Linked DNA regions of Homo sapiens: region 2 is linked to region 1. The links are chromatin loops, found by intact Hi-C in ENCODE. Cell type or tissue: mammary epithelial cell. All regions are shown on one strand.

Region 1 (8,000 bases):
GATATAAGCCCTTCTGTTCTCTAAAACACAGAGTACAATAGTCTAGTGGTGGAGTCAGAAGTTCTGAGTTCTAGGAATGTCTTGATCACTAATTAGTTGGCTTTGGAATCACTTAACCTCCTTCCAAGCTCTACGTTTGCCAGTGGGAGGTAGTCATCCCCAACCTGTTCCTGCCCAGGGCTGCTGTGAGAAGCAAGTAGAAAAGGATATAAGTGGTCTCAAAACTCTTATATCCCTGTGAAATGCTAAGAAGCCTTTTCATGACAATTAATTTTTAATTATTACTGGAAGGTGACATAGTACATGTAGAAAGCAGTGATATACGTCCAAAGATATATAACTCTAGAGTCAAACACTGGCTCCACCTCTTATCACCTTTGTGGCCTTTGAAAAGCCTTGTTGACTGTCTTGGCCACAGTTTTTGCATTTTTTAGATGGGAATAATGTTGTCTATCCCAAAAATTGGTGTAAAAATCAGAGGAGATATCATATGCAATGCAGAATTCCTGGAACTGAAAGAAATGGTAGCTAGGAATAATCACAATAAGCACTAGTAATAATAAGAGTCATGGATCACACCTCCTCTTCCCCCTACTAACCTTCTCATCATCTATAACAATTAATCATATATGATTTGATAATCCCTCTTAAATTATTATTTGGAAGTGATAATTAAAATTTTATTTACATTTTGTCACTGTTGTTGTTCGGCCATCTCTAGAGGTCTATTTAATTGAACTCGTTTTAACCCCAGCCAAGAAAGCAAAAAGTCCTTTAAAAATCCCTGCCTTTCTATGTGTCATTTTCAGCAAGGAAGGGGTTACTGAGGATTCTGAGCACTTGCTGAAGCACAAGGCATCTGACCTCGTCAGGAGCCCTCGGGTTTTGCCAGCACTCTGCTTTTTTTCTGCACGCAGCCTTCAGTGGAAAAATACTGCCCAGACTCTGTGAATTATTAATCTCATCATGACATCAAATACCTACTAGATAAAAAGAACAAGTGGCCCTACAATAAGGATCTTAGGGAAAACCAGAAGCTGAAGATAGTTGGCCACAATCAGAATTTTTCTGCTACCCTCTGGGGTGGGAGACAATCTCATTCATTCTCAGCACTCCATACACAGAACTCTCAAGAGGCATCAGTTTAAAATGCTTCTGTTTGGAGGGGCTCAGGGAGCTGATAGAGAAGAAAAGCCTTTAAATTACTCTCAGCTTTCAGCTGATGATGCCACACTAACTTTAAATGAGTTTGTGTTTTGAGTTCATGAGAACTGGAGTACAAGAAGGAGTTCAAGGTCTTTCAGTTTTCTGTTTTCCCTTCATGGACCAGGCAAGGAATCTGGCTAGATCAAAATCTACTGGAGGGTAGGAAATTATTGACACATGGAAAATTCCAGGAGTAAAAGATCCATAGGAAATACATCTGTCATATTTCACATTACTTGGCAAGGCTTTGAACCAAATTTTTAGTAAGGCTAACCTCTGAGAGAATAGATTTAAGTCAGAGAGAGAAAATGACAGATAGGAAGATCATTGCTCAAGAGATTCGAGCTCTGGAGCTTTGAGCTTTCATTCAGAAAGCACTTACTGAACACAGTTGTGCTGCAGTATACACACATACCAACCAGTGAAAAACCATCTACCATTTCTGCAATACCCAGTATCTGTCAGGCACTCTGCCAGGTGGTTTATTCATCATATCTAATTTACCCTCACTACAACCAAAGGATATATAGTTTTATGCCCCTTTTGCTTTTTTTTTTTTTTTTGATGTTGATGGACACTGATAAAGTATGCATTTATTAAGGCCACAAGAGTTGAAATTCAAACCCAGATTTGTCTGGATTTCAATCCCCTAAGAAACATGTAATTGGCAGCAGAGCACAATGAGCAAACAGCTAATGCCAATGCAACACACATGTGGAAAGACAAAATCTGTAATAGCCGGAGAGTATCTGTAGCCAAAACATGCAGAAAAGTAACAGGGTGAAAACTGGCTTGTCCAGGACAGAAGGGTTTCTCAGGGTGCAAAAATGTTAATGCTAATACCAGGGCATTCCAGGACAAACTGGGACAGTTAGTCACCCCACAGGTAAATGAGGGGCAGCTCCTGAAAGAGAATTTGTGTGAAGGTGAGAAATTTGACCTTCATCCTAGGAAAAAAAAGATGACTGATCTGGACAGATGATTGTTCTAGAAAGGAGAAGATATTAGGGAGAGAACACTGGATGCTGAGCGAATCATGGATTAGTGAGAAGAGTGGCTAGGAGGCTTGGAATAGAGGAGAAAGACGAAAAAGTAGACTAATGAAGCCAAATAAATTATACATTTCCCAAGTGAAATCTAATCAAGACAGAAGTTTGTATTTTACACTGACTAAATAGACTAAAATATTTTAGCATATAATGTAGTATTTACCTCGTATAAGCTGAATCGTGTCAACAATAAAAATATGTTGAGGTCCTAGTCCCCAGTACCTCAGATGCGACCATTTTTGGAAATTGGGCTGTTGCAGATGTAATTAGTTAAGATGAGCTCATGCCTAGTGCCCTTATAAGATGGCATGTGAAGACAGAGACACATGGGGAGATCTCCGTGTCACAACAAGAGCAGAGACTGGAGTTAAGCAGCTGCAAACCCAGGAATGCCAACGATTGCCAGCAAACCACCGGAAGCTAGAAAGAGGCAAGGAAAAACTCTCCTACAAGTTTCAGAGGGAGCGTGGCCCTGCCAATGCCTTGATTTAGGACCTCTGGCCTTGAGTACTGTGAGACATTTCATTTTTGTTGTCTTAAGATGCCCACTTTATGGTACTTTGTTACAGCTGCCCTAGGAAACTAACGCACTAGCCAAACTCTATCCAAACATGGTTTTATCACAAAAAGACAGGATGGAGCTAGCAATAATAGGAACACTGCTGAGAAACCTCTAGGAAGTAGGCATCAAGCCGAGTGCTTTCTTAGGAGTTTATGGGTGGGCTGTCTCAATGGTCCTCTAATAACCCAGGTCATCAGTAAGAAACAGAGACTCAGAAAGAGGCTGCAGCTCGCCCACTGCTACCCAGCTAGGAAGTGGCGACCCAGGGCTTAGACTCATGTCTCTCTGACTTCAGAAACAGATTATTCATTTCTCCACCCTTGGATTTCCTAAAAGGAGAGGCAAGGCAGCCAAGGCAGAAGGCCAGATAAAACTGAAAAGCCTGGCAGAGCTCTGAGCAATTCACAAACATGAGAAAACACAACCTTGAGGGCTCTGGGGTTGGGGTGGTGAGAGGACAGCTGGAAGAAAGGCTTCTTACCCCACAGCTCTGAGTCACGCAAATGTGATCCGCATCCATATCAGCAGGACTTGCTTCTCATCTTCCCTTTGGGCTCTACAGCTCAGGGGGAGGCAAATATCAAGCAATGCTCAGGGAGAATTGAGAGTAAGGAAATCTTTTCAGAAGCCTCTAGGGCCTTTACTTTCCTAAAGTTAATTACTTTCTGGATGAACATCTGATTAGAAATATCATTTGCAAGCCCCACCTGCCGCGGATGTCTCCTGTTTTCAAAGTGGATATTCAAAGAATGTTAAAATCCTAATATATATCTTCATCTCCCATGGAAAACAGAACAGTGATTATTTTGAGCCTCGGGAAGTTGGGATCCAGTCAAGGAATTCATCATTACCCTTATGCAATCTAGGAGATGGGGAACAGATCGGGTGAGAAATCTCAAAGGAAAACATGCCGCCTGCAAAATTAGCCTGAGTCATTGCTCCAAGTGAGAGGCTGTGTTGAAATCAGGAATAATTCTTTAAATTTCAACCCATGACCCTGACAATGAGATTGTTGTCTTTGGAAATGAACCAGTATGTCTTTGTCTGTGTGTGGCAGATGCACTTGCTGAAATATTCATATACAGTGGAAAGGCATAGGGTCGGCAGCCAGAAAACGAGGTTTTGGTCTCTCCTGTGTGACTTACGTAAGTCACATTCCTTTCTCAGTCTCAGTTTCCTCATCAATGAAATAAACTTTTTTATTCTGATGTGATTACCTCTTCCTGGCTACTCCTTCTCTGTTCCTCCCTCCCTCATCCCATTTCTCTTCCTTCTAAACTTCCCACTTCCTATTGCCATGATAATGAAAGAGTATAAGTCGAGTTGATGCATGGGCTTGGAAAAGACACTGGAAGGGGCTTTGCAATGCTACGCAGAGCTCTAGGTGAGTAAATGAAGGAAAAGACAAGGAGGTTAAAATTGTGTTATTGCAAAATGTATTCATTCATTTATCCAGTCATTCATTTCACTAGAAACCCATTATGTATCTCAGTCAAGCACTAGACCTTAAGGCTAAGAGAGTAAGAGTAAAATATCATTCCTGGCCACTAGGAACACACAGTCCTAGTAATAAGAGAGAGAAATGAGTCGCTAAAAATAATTGGATGTTATATACAAGAAAACACTCAAGGTACAATTGAAGCAGGTATTAGAGGAACTTATCCAGTCATTTTATGTGGTAGAAAGCTTCCCAGAGGAAGTAAATCTGGGGAAGAGAGTAGGACAGAGAATACTCTAGAAAGAAGGAACCCAGGACATAGGCAGAAGTTCAGGTAGTTAAGTACATCTGCAATTCAAAGCTCTAAGACATGTGGCAGAAGCAGCAAACAGCGTCAAATGACAGAGAGACTCATGCGGGTTGTTTTTGTGTGTGTGTGTTTGTTTTCAGTTTTTTGAGACAGGTCTCACTGTGTCACTCAGGCTGGAGTGCAGTGGCACAAACATCGCTCACTGCAGCCTCAACCTCCTGGGCTCAAGGGATTCCCCCAGCCTCAGCCTCCAAAGTAGCTGGGACCACAGGCACATGACACCACACCTGACTAAATTTTTTCTTTTTTTAAGAGATGGGGTCTCACTATGCTGCCCAGGATGCTCTAAAACTTCTGGGCTTAATGAATCCTCCCTTCTCAGCCTCCAAAAGAGCTAGGAGGCATAAGCCACTGCACATGGCTCATAGACCTTGTTAAGGAAAACAATTGACTTATCAGTCATGGTCTGCATGAAGATGGCCATAACCTCTTTCCTGGTGCTGGCATATCTAACAGTGAGCCCATCACTCTCATATCCCCATGGCTGAAAGGCATCACTTGTAATAGTAACAAGAGCCATTGTGTGACGCTCCAGAGAACTTGAACCAAAGGTTAAAAACTACAGAAAAGCAGAAACTTTTAATAGCCAGTGCTATTCAATTGGAAGTAACAATAAATTCTCCATGAATGATTGTTCTGCCACTCTCTGGAAAGATAGAATAGTTAGGCAACCTAAGCTTAATTTGTATTCACGGTAAACCTTAATCTACATTCACTTTTCCTCCCAGTGGACATCAGTTGAGTCATCTATAAAAGAGCAAACAAGACCAAATTGGTATTATTTCTGAGTTTTCACCAAAAAAATTTTTTTCTTCTCCACTTACCCCACCATGGGTCTCTCTACTAGACAAATTATACTCATCAAGTAATAATTGTTTAACTTTATATTTGAGTTGTACAAACCAAACAGTGCTGTGATTTAACTAGATATTTCTGAATATTGAAAACAGCTGGAAGTCGACTATTTGGAGACTCAAGATTGGCAACATCCAGAGAAAATAATCTCCAAGGCCTCCTGCAGCAATGACAGTCTGTGACGTCAGAGATTAGAGAGACAAAAAAAGAAAAAAAAGAGTAATTGTAACCTTGAAAGATTTTGAAGACAGGCTCTGAGTAGAGAAAGCAAAGGTGAATGGAAATCTCAGGGAGAAGAAAAAGCCTTTCGAAGGGAGGTAGTCGAGAACAGTCTGGAATTAAAGGGATGCACAGAATAAAGTGGGTGAAGCTTGGGATGCATGAATGTGCAGGTCTGCCTTAGAAATAGACTTTGATTACGGACATGTGCTTTAGCACTCTCGGACTCCTTTCGTTTTCTGTATATTCAACGAATGACCCTCAGCTTTAAAGCACTGTTGCAACAATTAAGTGAAATATTTTATGTAAAGCTATTAACTATGCCTTGTACACAGTAGGTTTCCAAAAAATAGTAGTAATCATAAGAATGACAATGATGCTTTAATCAAGATGTTCAGATACCAGGAGCACTTTAATTTGTTTACTGTGCAAAAAGATGCCAGCCTATATTGCTCTAGTGACAGTTAGATGACTTTAGAAGCAGCCTAGGGATAGTGTGTCATTGTCATTGTAGATAATAAAAGCAGAATTGAGAGGAGAATTAATAAGGAAAGCAGACAAATCCAAAATGCTAGGCCATCATCCGTCTGGACTGCATCAATGCAGGGAATAAACGGATGACGTAAGTGTCTATTTCTAACTCTCCCTCTCTCTCTCTCAGAATGCTGAGTGTTTTCAGTCTGGCTTTTGCTTTTAGAGCTCCCAACACACCTGGACTCCAAACAGCATTTTTTAAAAACCTGTTGTTGGCCTGAATTCCTAAAGCAACTGTGTGTATGATAATATTTTTGGTACATGGGTATCAAGGTAATAGTGATATTCACCCCAAGAACTAAGAAATTGTACCACAAAGAGTTAAACTAGAAAATTAATACAGTTAGAATGAGATATGCAAAGTCACCTCCCAGAAACAGAGTGGGCCCGAGGCCAGCAGGATGAAGGCTAACCTCAATGAAGACATTAACGTATCTAGAGAAAAAAATACTTTGGCCACAAGTAAGCTGACCAGCATGGAAACATAAAAAAGGGAACCACACAACCGCTGAGTACAGTGTGATCCAAGCCCTCTCCAAGGTCATGCTAATGATCAAATACTCTGGAATCTGTAGCAGCTGCCTATCACCTTGAGGACAAACCCCCACACTCCTCACATGACCCATGAAACCCCATGTGATTGAGCCCCAGTATATTTCATCCCCCACCTCTCTCCAACTCATGCAATTCCACTCTGGTCCTGGCCTTCTTTCTGTTTTTACAATGACTAGTCTCTTGGCCTGGGATTCTCTTTTCCCAAATTTTGAATGATTCCTTCCTTCATTTAATTGCTTAAATTTAATTCAGTCTTCCCTAGCCACCTTATCTAAAATCCATCCAAAAGACAGTCAGAGCCAGGCAATGTGTTTGTAACTTGTGAAACAGCTGGACATTTTTTTGAGATCTATGAAAAAGTTACACACACACACACACACACACACACACACACACATGCAAAAGCCAACAAATACCATGCCAGAAAAAGCTGGTTTAAAAAGCTGAAAGAGAGGTACACACTGCACAACATAAAGCTGGTGAAATATTTGGTCTCAGCAGATTGCAATGCTGCAGTAATATTTCCTGAACAAGGAAGAAAGCAATCCAGGAGAAGCTTATTTATTGGAGCAGGGTTTCATAGCCATGAATCTGGCTTACAAAGCAAGTGAATACTTTTACAATACCAATCCATTCTGTCTTTTAAGTGTATTTAGTAAAATATTTAAATTGTTTTTCCCCTAACCCCTTCTATTCTGAGAACTTGATCTTAGCAACTGAGGTTTATGAAATCATAGATCTTTAAGGAAGGAAAGAAATAACACTGTTTCATTCTCATTTGGCAAAAGCATCCCAAATGGAAGATGGAGATATCAGACTGTCCCATGATGTTACTATACTTCCAAATCCATTAAACAGCCTTTGCTCTGATTTTATTCCCACCAGGCAAAGTTCTGATTATAATTTGGCTTTTTATGTAGGTCTGCTAGGAAAAGAAAGAACTAGAAATGTGAACCTAAACTTTCCGTCTCCCTGTGTCAATTGTATGTCCTGCTGTTCATCAATATATAGCACAAATGACTTAACTAACTTGTGCTTTCATGTATGTGTGTGTCTTTAGACTGCAGCAAGAGGCTTCCTTGAGGGACCTGATGGGACTGGGAGGGAAGAGTCTCTAGGTCTTTTTTTAAACTTTTGCTTTACATTCAGGAGTACAAGTGCAGGTTTGTTACATAGGCAAACTTGTGTCATGGGGCTTTGTTGTACAGATTA
Region 2 (8,000 bases), 180 kb before region 1:
GCTCCTTCAGCTGTACTCACTCTTTGTTGAGTCTCCCACAGTTACTGTTGTTCCTGGCCCAGACTTCAATCCGGCCTCTCACATTATTCTGGATACCACACCTGACCCTCATGACTGCATCTCTCTGATCCACCTGACGTTCACCCCATTTCCCCACATTTCCTTCTTCCCTGTTTCTCACCCTGATCACACTTGGTTTATTGATGGCAGTTCCACCAGGCTTAATCGCCACTCACCAGCAAAGGCAGGCTATACTATAGTATCTTCCACATCTATCATTGAGGCTACCACTCTGACCCCCTCCACTACCCCTCAGCCAGCTGAACTAGTTGCCTTAACTCAAGCCCTCACTCTTGCAAAAGGACTACGCGTCAATATCTATACTGATTCTAAATATGCCTTTCATATTCTGCACCACCATGCGGTCGTATGAGCTGAAAGAGGTTTTCTCACTACAAAAGGGTCCTCCATCATTAATGCCTCTTTAATAAAAACTCTACTCAAGCCCGCTTTACTTACAAAGGAAGCTGGGGTCATTCACTGCAAGGGGCGTCAAAAGGCGTCAGATCCCATTGCTCTAGGCAACGCTTATGCTGATAAGGTGGCTAGACAAGCAGCTAGCTCTCCAACTTCTGTCCCTCACGGCCAGTTTTTCTCCTTCACATCGGTCACTCCCACCTACTCCCCTGCTGAAACTTCCACCTATCAATCTCTTCCCACACAAGGCAAATGGTTCTTAGACCAAGGAAAATATCTCCTTCCAGCCTCACAGGCCCATTCTATTCTGTCGTCATTTCATTACCTCTTCCATGTAGGTTACAAGCCACTAGCCCGTCTCTTAGAACCTCTCATTTCCTTTCCATCATGGAAATCTATCCTCAAGGAGATCACTTCTCAGTGTGCCATCTGCTATTCTACTACCCCTCAGGGATTGTTCGGGCCTCCTCCCTTTCCTACACATCAGCTCTGGGATTTGCCCCTGCCCAGGACTGGCAAATTGACTTTACTCACATGCCTCGAGTCAGAAAACTAAAATATCTCTTAGTCTGGGTAGATACTTTCACTGGATGGGTAGAGGCCTTTCCTACAGGGTCTGAGAAGGCCACCACAGTCATTTCTTCCCTTCTGTCAGACATATTTCCTCAGTTTAGCCTTTCCACCTCTATACAGTCTGATAACAGACCAGCCTTTATTAGTCAAATCAGCCAAGCAGTTTTTCAGGCTCTTAGTATTCAGTGAAACCTTTATATCTCTTACAGTCCTCAGTCTTCAGGAAAAGTAGAACAGACTAATGGTCTCTTAAAAACACACCTCACCAAGGTCAGCCACCAACTTAAAAAGGACTGGACAATACTTTTACCACTTTCCCTTCTCAGAATTCAGGCCTGTCCTCGGAATGCTACAAGGTACAGCCCATTTGAGCTCCTGTATAGATGCTCCTTTTTATTAGGCCCCAGTCTCATTCCAGACACCAGACCAACTTAGACTGTGCCCCAAAAAATTTGTCATCCCTACTATCTTCTGTCCAGTCATACTCCTATTCACCGTTCTCAACTACTCATACATGCCCTGCTCTTGTTTACACTGCCGGTTTACACTGTTTCTCCAAGCCATCACAGCTGATATCTCCTGGTGCTATCCCCAAACTGCCACTCTAAACTCTTGAAGTAAATAATCTTTGCTGGCAGGACTACGCTGAATCTCCTTAGGCACTCTCTAATCAGATGTCCTGGGTCCTCCAATTCTTAGACCTTTTATACCTGTTTTTCTCCTTCTCTTATTCCATTTTTTAGTTTTTCAATTCATACAAAACCGTATCCAGGCCATCACCAATAATTCTACACGGCAAATGTTTCTTCTAACAATCCCACAATATCACCCCTCACCACAAAATCTTCCTTCAGCTTAATCTCTCCCACTCTAGGTTCCCACGCCACCCCTAACCCCGCTCAAAGCAGCCCTGAGAAACATCGCCCATTCTCTCTCTCCATACCATCCCCCCAAAATTTTCGCCACCCCCCACACTTCAACACTATTTTGTTTTATTTTTCTTATTAATATAAGAAGGCAGGAATGTCAGGCCTCTGAGCCCAAGCCAAGCCATCGCATCCCCTGTGACTTGCACGTATATGCCCAGATGGCCTGAAGTAACTGAAGAATCACAAAAGAAGTGAAATTGCCCTGCCCCGCCTTAACTGATGACATTCCACCACAAAAGAAGTGTAAATGGCCGGTCCTTGCCTTAAGTGATGACATTACCTTGTCAAAGTCTTTTTCCTGGCTCATCCTGACTCAAAAAGCTCCCCCACTGAGCACCTTGTGACCCCCTACTCCTGCCCACCAGAGAACAAACCCCTTTTGACTGTAATTTTCCTTTACCTGCCCAAATCTTATAAAACGGCCCCACCCCTATCTCCCTTCGCTGACTGTCTTTTCGGATTCAGCCCACCTGCACCCAGGTGAAATAAACAGCTTTATTGCTCACACAAAGCCTGTTTGGTGGTCTCTTCACATGGACGCCCCTGAAACATTTATCTCATCATTTGTTACCGAGCAACAATTCAAAACAACAATGCAGTGTCTGAAAGGAATAATTCATGGGGCTTTAAAACAATGAGAGAAGAAAAAAGGAGAATACAGTACATAGAATACAAGATGTATTGTTCTGAGGCAAGTCTTGGATATCATCTATTTCTACATTAGGTGTGTCTCAAGAGTCCAAAGCTTCTTGCTAATCTGATGACTCCCCACAACATCCTGGTATTATCATTCCATTTTTTTGAAACCTGAGCAAACTGAACCACAGAAAAATTGAGTGAATTGAGAAGGTCACGTGGAAGTCAAGCCCAGAATAGAACTGATGTCTGCTGGTTTCCCATCCAGTCATGACCCTTCCCAATACACATTATTTGAAGCAGTCTGGTCAGCAGTGGCTAACGGCTTTAATATTTTTGAACCATTAATTTTTTTTTTCTGAGTAACATTCCTGGCAAGCTTGCTTATTTTCCAGGGTGAGAGATATGTCTGAAAATAAAGTTAATGGACAATGTTGATTGTCACCCTAAAAAAAATAGCCTTAAAGCAGTGAATGGATTTTAACTTAAAATGTGGATTTTTAGGTTGCATTTAAATTTATATAAATGTCATACTAATATCGTGCATCTTGAAAAATAGAAAGGTTGAATGAAAAATATTGAATATCAAGGTAAGAGTTTTTGAAAAGGTTACAAAACCTGGATTCAGAATAACAGCAAGGCCTTTGGCAATGAGCTTGAATTCTTGCCAGGAAATGTAGTTCATCTTGGCATCCTGCCCTGACCTCACAATCCTGGGCATTGGCTTATATCTCGTGCTTCAGCCAACTCATTTCCTCCAGCCGAATCGATGACTTTCTAATAGCTGAGCATCCTGCTCTGAATCACTTGCAAACCACTAAGATACACTTTCTCTGTTTATTTTCTGACTTGAGACAGAGAACAGCAAGGTCAGTTGATTCTTTCAATGATTGCTCTTAAAATAAAAACTTTCACTGCAGTCGTTTGAACTTTTGAAAACCAATGTCCAATAATACAGCCATTTCAGCAAATTCAGTTGCTCATGATTTCATAGTTTTTCTATAGCTTTATCATCTCTATCTCTATGTATATCAATACATATATTAATGCATCAGTAATTAGTTAATGGGTATGTACTTTTATGTCTGTCAACCATAGTGCCTTATGCCACATAAATACTCAATGGATGCTAAAAAAAAAAAATGCATATAAAGGTAATAAATTGTTCTTTTGCAATTAGAGAGTTATTTTCATGCCAGCTGGAATGTTCATATTAAAATCAGAATAATCATGTATTTATCATTTGATGGGAAGAAGAAAAGTTTCACTAATTGGAAAGGAGCTTGTCTGAAAGCTGTGGAAGACAACATTGAATGGGCTTGTTAGGCACAGAACATAATCTTGATGTTGTAAGAGAATACGAGCAAAAGAATGGAGAGAAAACAAGTCACCATGTGAAAGTTTTAGTGTAAAATTGCAGTAGGAAATAAATTCACTGCTCACAATCTTCTTGATAGCCAACATTTTCATAAGCTTTTCCACCGTCATCGTCAACGTCATCACCATCTTACGACTATAGGTCAAAGAAAACTAGCCAAACTGGCAATCAACAAGTCAGGAAATTGGAACATCAATGTTATTATCAGTTAGCATTAGTAGGATTTCGTAGTTGATGTGTGTTTAAGACCACTTTTACATCAACTGAGACAAGACTGCTTACCTTCTCAGGATTTTAAATATCATAAAGTATGTGGCAAATAATCTGCCTTTGGGCACTTTATTTTCAGATTTACTTAGTCATCATGTACTTTGTGTGAATGTGATGAATTCGAAGACATGAACGAAAGGCTAGATTAAACTGCTGACTAACCATGAAGAAAATGGTCAAAGTATGTAGTAAAACCAGTTTATCTCTCTATTTTAAAGCCATGTTATCTTTAACTTAGTTGCTGTTGGAAAAACAAGATGCTTTTTTCAGATGCCAGTCCCTGTAAAACAGTGACTGGAATAACCTGAGATTTTTTTTTTTTTTTTTTCAAACTCTAAATTCTGTCTCAAATGTTAGTTGCTAGTTGTGAAGGAAATCATTAAAGGCCAATTATCATTAAAACAGTCTCTGAAATTAGATATCTGATGAAGGGAGAATTGTTCTCTCTTCTCTTAAAGGCCAATGCTTGGACAGGCATTTTCTCTGGTTAGAAAATCCCATTTGTGTTCAGTTACTTTTCAATTTCTGCCTGTTTCTTAGGAAAACAGTGAAAGACAATTTCAAAAAAAAGAATCCGTGGAGAAGAGAAGGCAATAAGATTGATAAAATTGATAAGCTCTTAACATCGGGGTGAATCTATAGACTCTTGATGGCTACTGTAAAAGGAAATTCCATTTAAATTTGGGAAAGGGTATGAAGCATTTTTCTTTTACCATTTTTTTAAATGGGGCACAATTTACATATAATAAAAAGCAGATTTTATGTGCATTTTGATGAGCTTTAACAAATGCATAATAAATTTGTGCATCCAAACCCTCAAGTAACAGAATATTTTCGTCATCCTATAGAGGTCCCTTCTAGTACCTCATTCTGGTCAATTCTCTAGGGTCATGCCCTAGAGACGATTACTGCTCCAATATCTGTCGTCATAATTGTTTAATAAATAATAACAATCTGTCATCATAATTGTTTTACCTATTCTAGAACTTCATATAAATGGAATCATACAATATACAGTTCTTTGTTCCAGTTTCTTTTGACTAAACATAACCTTTTTGAGATTTGTCAATTTAGTTATGCTTATGAGTAGTATGTTACTTTTCGTTGCTAAACAGTATTCCACTGAATCAATATGCCACCCTTTTATGCCCATCAACTGTTGGTGAGCATTTAGTTTATTTTTAGCTACTGAAAATAAGACATTTTGTCTTATTTTAGTTATTTTTAGCTAAATATTCGTATACATATTTGTGAACATCTGTCTCCACTTCAAGTTTAGAATTGTTAGTCACAGATTTGCTCTGATGATCCTCTTTAGGAGAGACTTAAGTGGGGAGAAGGCTATTCTGAGCAGAAGAGCCTTTTCTTCATCGTTAGTCCATTGGTTGTCTCAGCCCAGGACTTCAAACCATTCCACCATTACCAATCTCCAACCTTAATTATGCATTGTAGGCATACCCCAAATTCTATGTTTCCTGGCATATGACAGCCAAGCAGTATAATAAAGTCAAGGTCTCTTCCTCCTTTCCATTCTCATTTGAAAAATTAGGACTTCTTTTAACATCTCAACATTTTGCAGCTGGTAAGGAGGGCCACTGTAGGCAGTGTCACTGAATAGATTAAAAAGTTGCCTGGTATTTTCAGAGTAGTTACTTCAAAAACTTACCTGGGAGTGAGCACTTTGGTAGGCATAGGTGGGCAGATGACTGGAGGTCAGGAGTTCAAGACCAGCCTGGCCAACATGGTGAAACCCCATCTCTACTAAAAAAATACAAAAATTTATCTGGGCGTCGTGGCAGGCTCCTGTGATCTCAGCTACTCGGGAGGCTGAGGCAGGAGAATTGCTTGAACTGGGGAGGTGGAGGTTGCAGTGAGCCTACAGAGATCGTGCCATTGCACTCCAGCCTGGGCAACAGGAGCACAACTCTGTCTCAAAAAAAAAAAAAAAAAAAAAAAAGAAAGAGAAAAGAAAGGAAAAAGAAAAGGAAAAAAAAAGAAAAAAACATACCTGGGAGTGATATCATCAAAATGGCAAAGTAGAAGAAATCTGATTCAACAAGGTGAGCCCAAGTAGTGGCTTACATTTTGCAGTCATGGTAAAAAAAGAATCCAGATTTCAACATTTCATATTTTAGGAAGATTCTGAGTGCCTCTCTAACTTTTCTGAGTTTTCGTAAGGGATCTATTAATAAGGCCATCCCAATGCTGTTTTGAGATCCTTGCTGAGAAAGATGTGCTGAGATGTTTGCTGTAATCCATAATAAGGCCATTCTAAAAATTTAAGGATTTTGTCTCAGTGGAGAACATTTTCCTGGGGAATGGTGGTGTGGCATAGAATCACCAGGGCGCTTCTGCTTCTGATGAGTTAGTAAGCACCGTGTCAGCTCTTCAACTCTGTTATGCACAAGTTAGGCCTGAAGCTCTCACATGCTTCTGGGAGTGCCACATCTTTGATCCCCATGAGCTCATTCTTTCTGTTCCTCTTTCTTAGATGAACTGAGGGCACCATTTAAACACCCTTAACTGTTTCATCTCCTCCTGGTTATTTTTTGTTGTTATTACTGGTCCCAATTTTAGCCACCTTCTGGACTTAGGCAAATTGCCATGCAGCTCTTTGCCTATTTTACAGATTGTAAAATAGGCATCCAGTGTAAAACAGGCATCCAGATTGTAAAATAGGCATCCAGATTGTAAAATAGGCATCCAGTGGCTTGTCATGTTGCATGATAAATTATGTAGCTTTGAGCATTACCTTTTTCTGGGTGGGGACAGCACGTTGTCTCTGTTCTGAGAAAAAATCACTAGAACAGATTTAAATTTCAGTGGAAGACAGGGGGATGCATGTATAATGAACAAGAAAGTGAACTCCCAATTCCCATTGATATGCATAGTTGATAAGGCAAGGACAAGTAAATTTGCATAGGGGCCAAGAAACCTCCTGAGATAAAAAGAACCTAGATTCTGACTCCTTTTGCTCTTAGGAGTCAATATTTGAACGTCTCTGATGAATTAGGATGGTCAGAACTGAAGGGTGCTAGCAATAAAGAACAAGTTCACCAGAGAGGAAATTATCATGGGGAAAGATGTAGTCTATGCAAGTAACCTGAAAACACCAAAGACTAAAATAGCAATGTCCAATAGAAATATTATGCAAGTCCCATATGCAATCTTGAATTTAGTAGTAATTGCATTTTAAAAAGTCAAAATCAAAAAATGAAATTAATTTTAACACTACCTTTTTTTAACCTAGTATATCCAAAATATTATCATCTCAAAAAATAACTAATATCAAATACTATTGATACACCATTTTATATTATCCTTTGTGTACTAAATCTCTCAAATCCAGTGTATGTTATATTGACAGTACATCTCAATTTGGATTAGCCATATTGCAAGTATTCTAGTCCTTAAGTGCTCACCATATTGGACAATGCAGGCCTAGATATTCACAAGGCATCTGTGTCAGAACTGTGCCATGCATTTGTATGTAATACAGAGAGCTGTAACTATGAAATGGTGAAATGTTACAGGCTATAAGTCAAGGACACAAAGGTGAGTGAAAATATTACCAGAGACCAGTAAAAGACGAACTATAGCCACATACCAGTGACCCCAAGGGGCCTTATAATTTTCCTTTTCTCTCTTCCTGTTTTATGGAAATAGAGTTGATCCCAGAATTCTTGGCAAGTTCGTGGAGAGAAAAGAAGGACTCAGGAGAGTATTTGATCTTTCGG

Evidence for each region. A loop is a pair of places that touch in the nucleus more often than their neighbours do. Peaks named below come from ENCODE experiments on the same cell type or tissue, not always from the same donor. Only the 100,000 strongest peaks of a DNase experiment are listed, where the experiment ranks them.
Region 2: a loop joins it to region 1, with 6 times the contacts of the local background. A loop is called at or near these places in 4 of 110 quality-filtered maps.

What each region holds. Positions count from the first base shown.
Region 1 is chr4:13,984,356-13,992,355 of GRCh38, reverse strand. No RefSeq gene overlaps it. Among named protein-coding and RNA genes, the nearest start is that of LINC01085, 120 kb to the left of the region's middle. In mammary epithelial cell, no CTCF peak of the experiment used is centred here; DNase peaks (open chromatin) are centred at 3,245 and 3,745; H3K27ac peaks cover 1,948 bases.
Region 2 is chr4:14,164,474-14,172,473 of GRCh38, reverse strand. LOC124900670 (a long non-coding RNA gene) reads right to left here and starts at 6,633. Exons shown (of 2, transcript XR_007058058.1): 1 at 5,930-6,633. RefSeq lists enhancers at 1-53, 54-719, 1,778-2,349, 6,744-6,793. In mammary epithelial cell, no CTCF peak of the experiment used is centred here; DNase peaks (open chromatin) are centred at 2,763, 3,393 and 4,383; H3K27ac peaks cover 2,609 bases.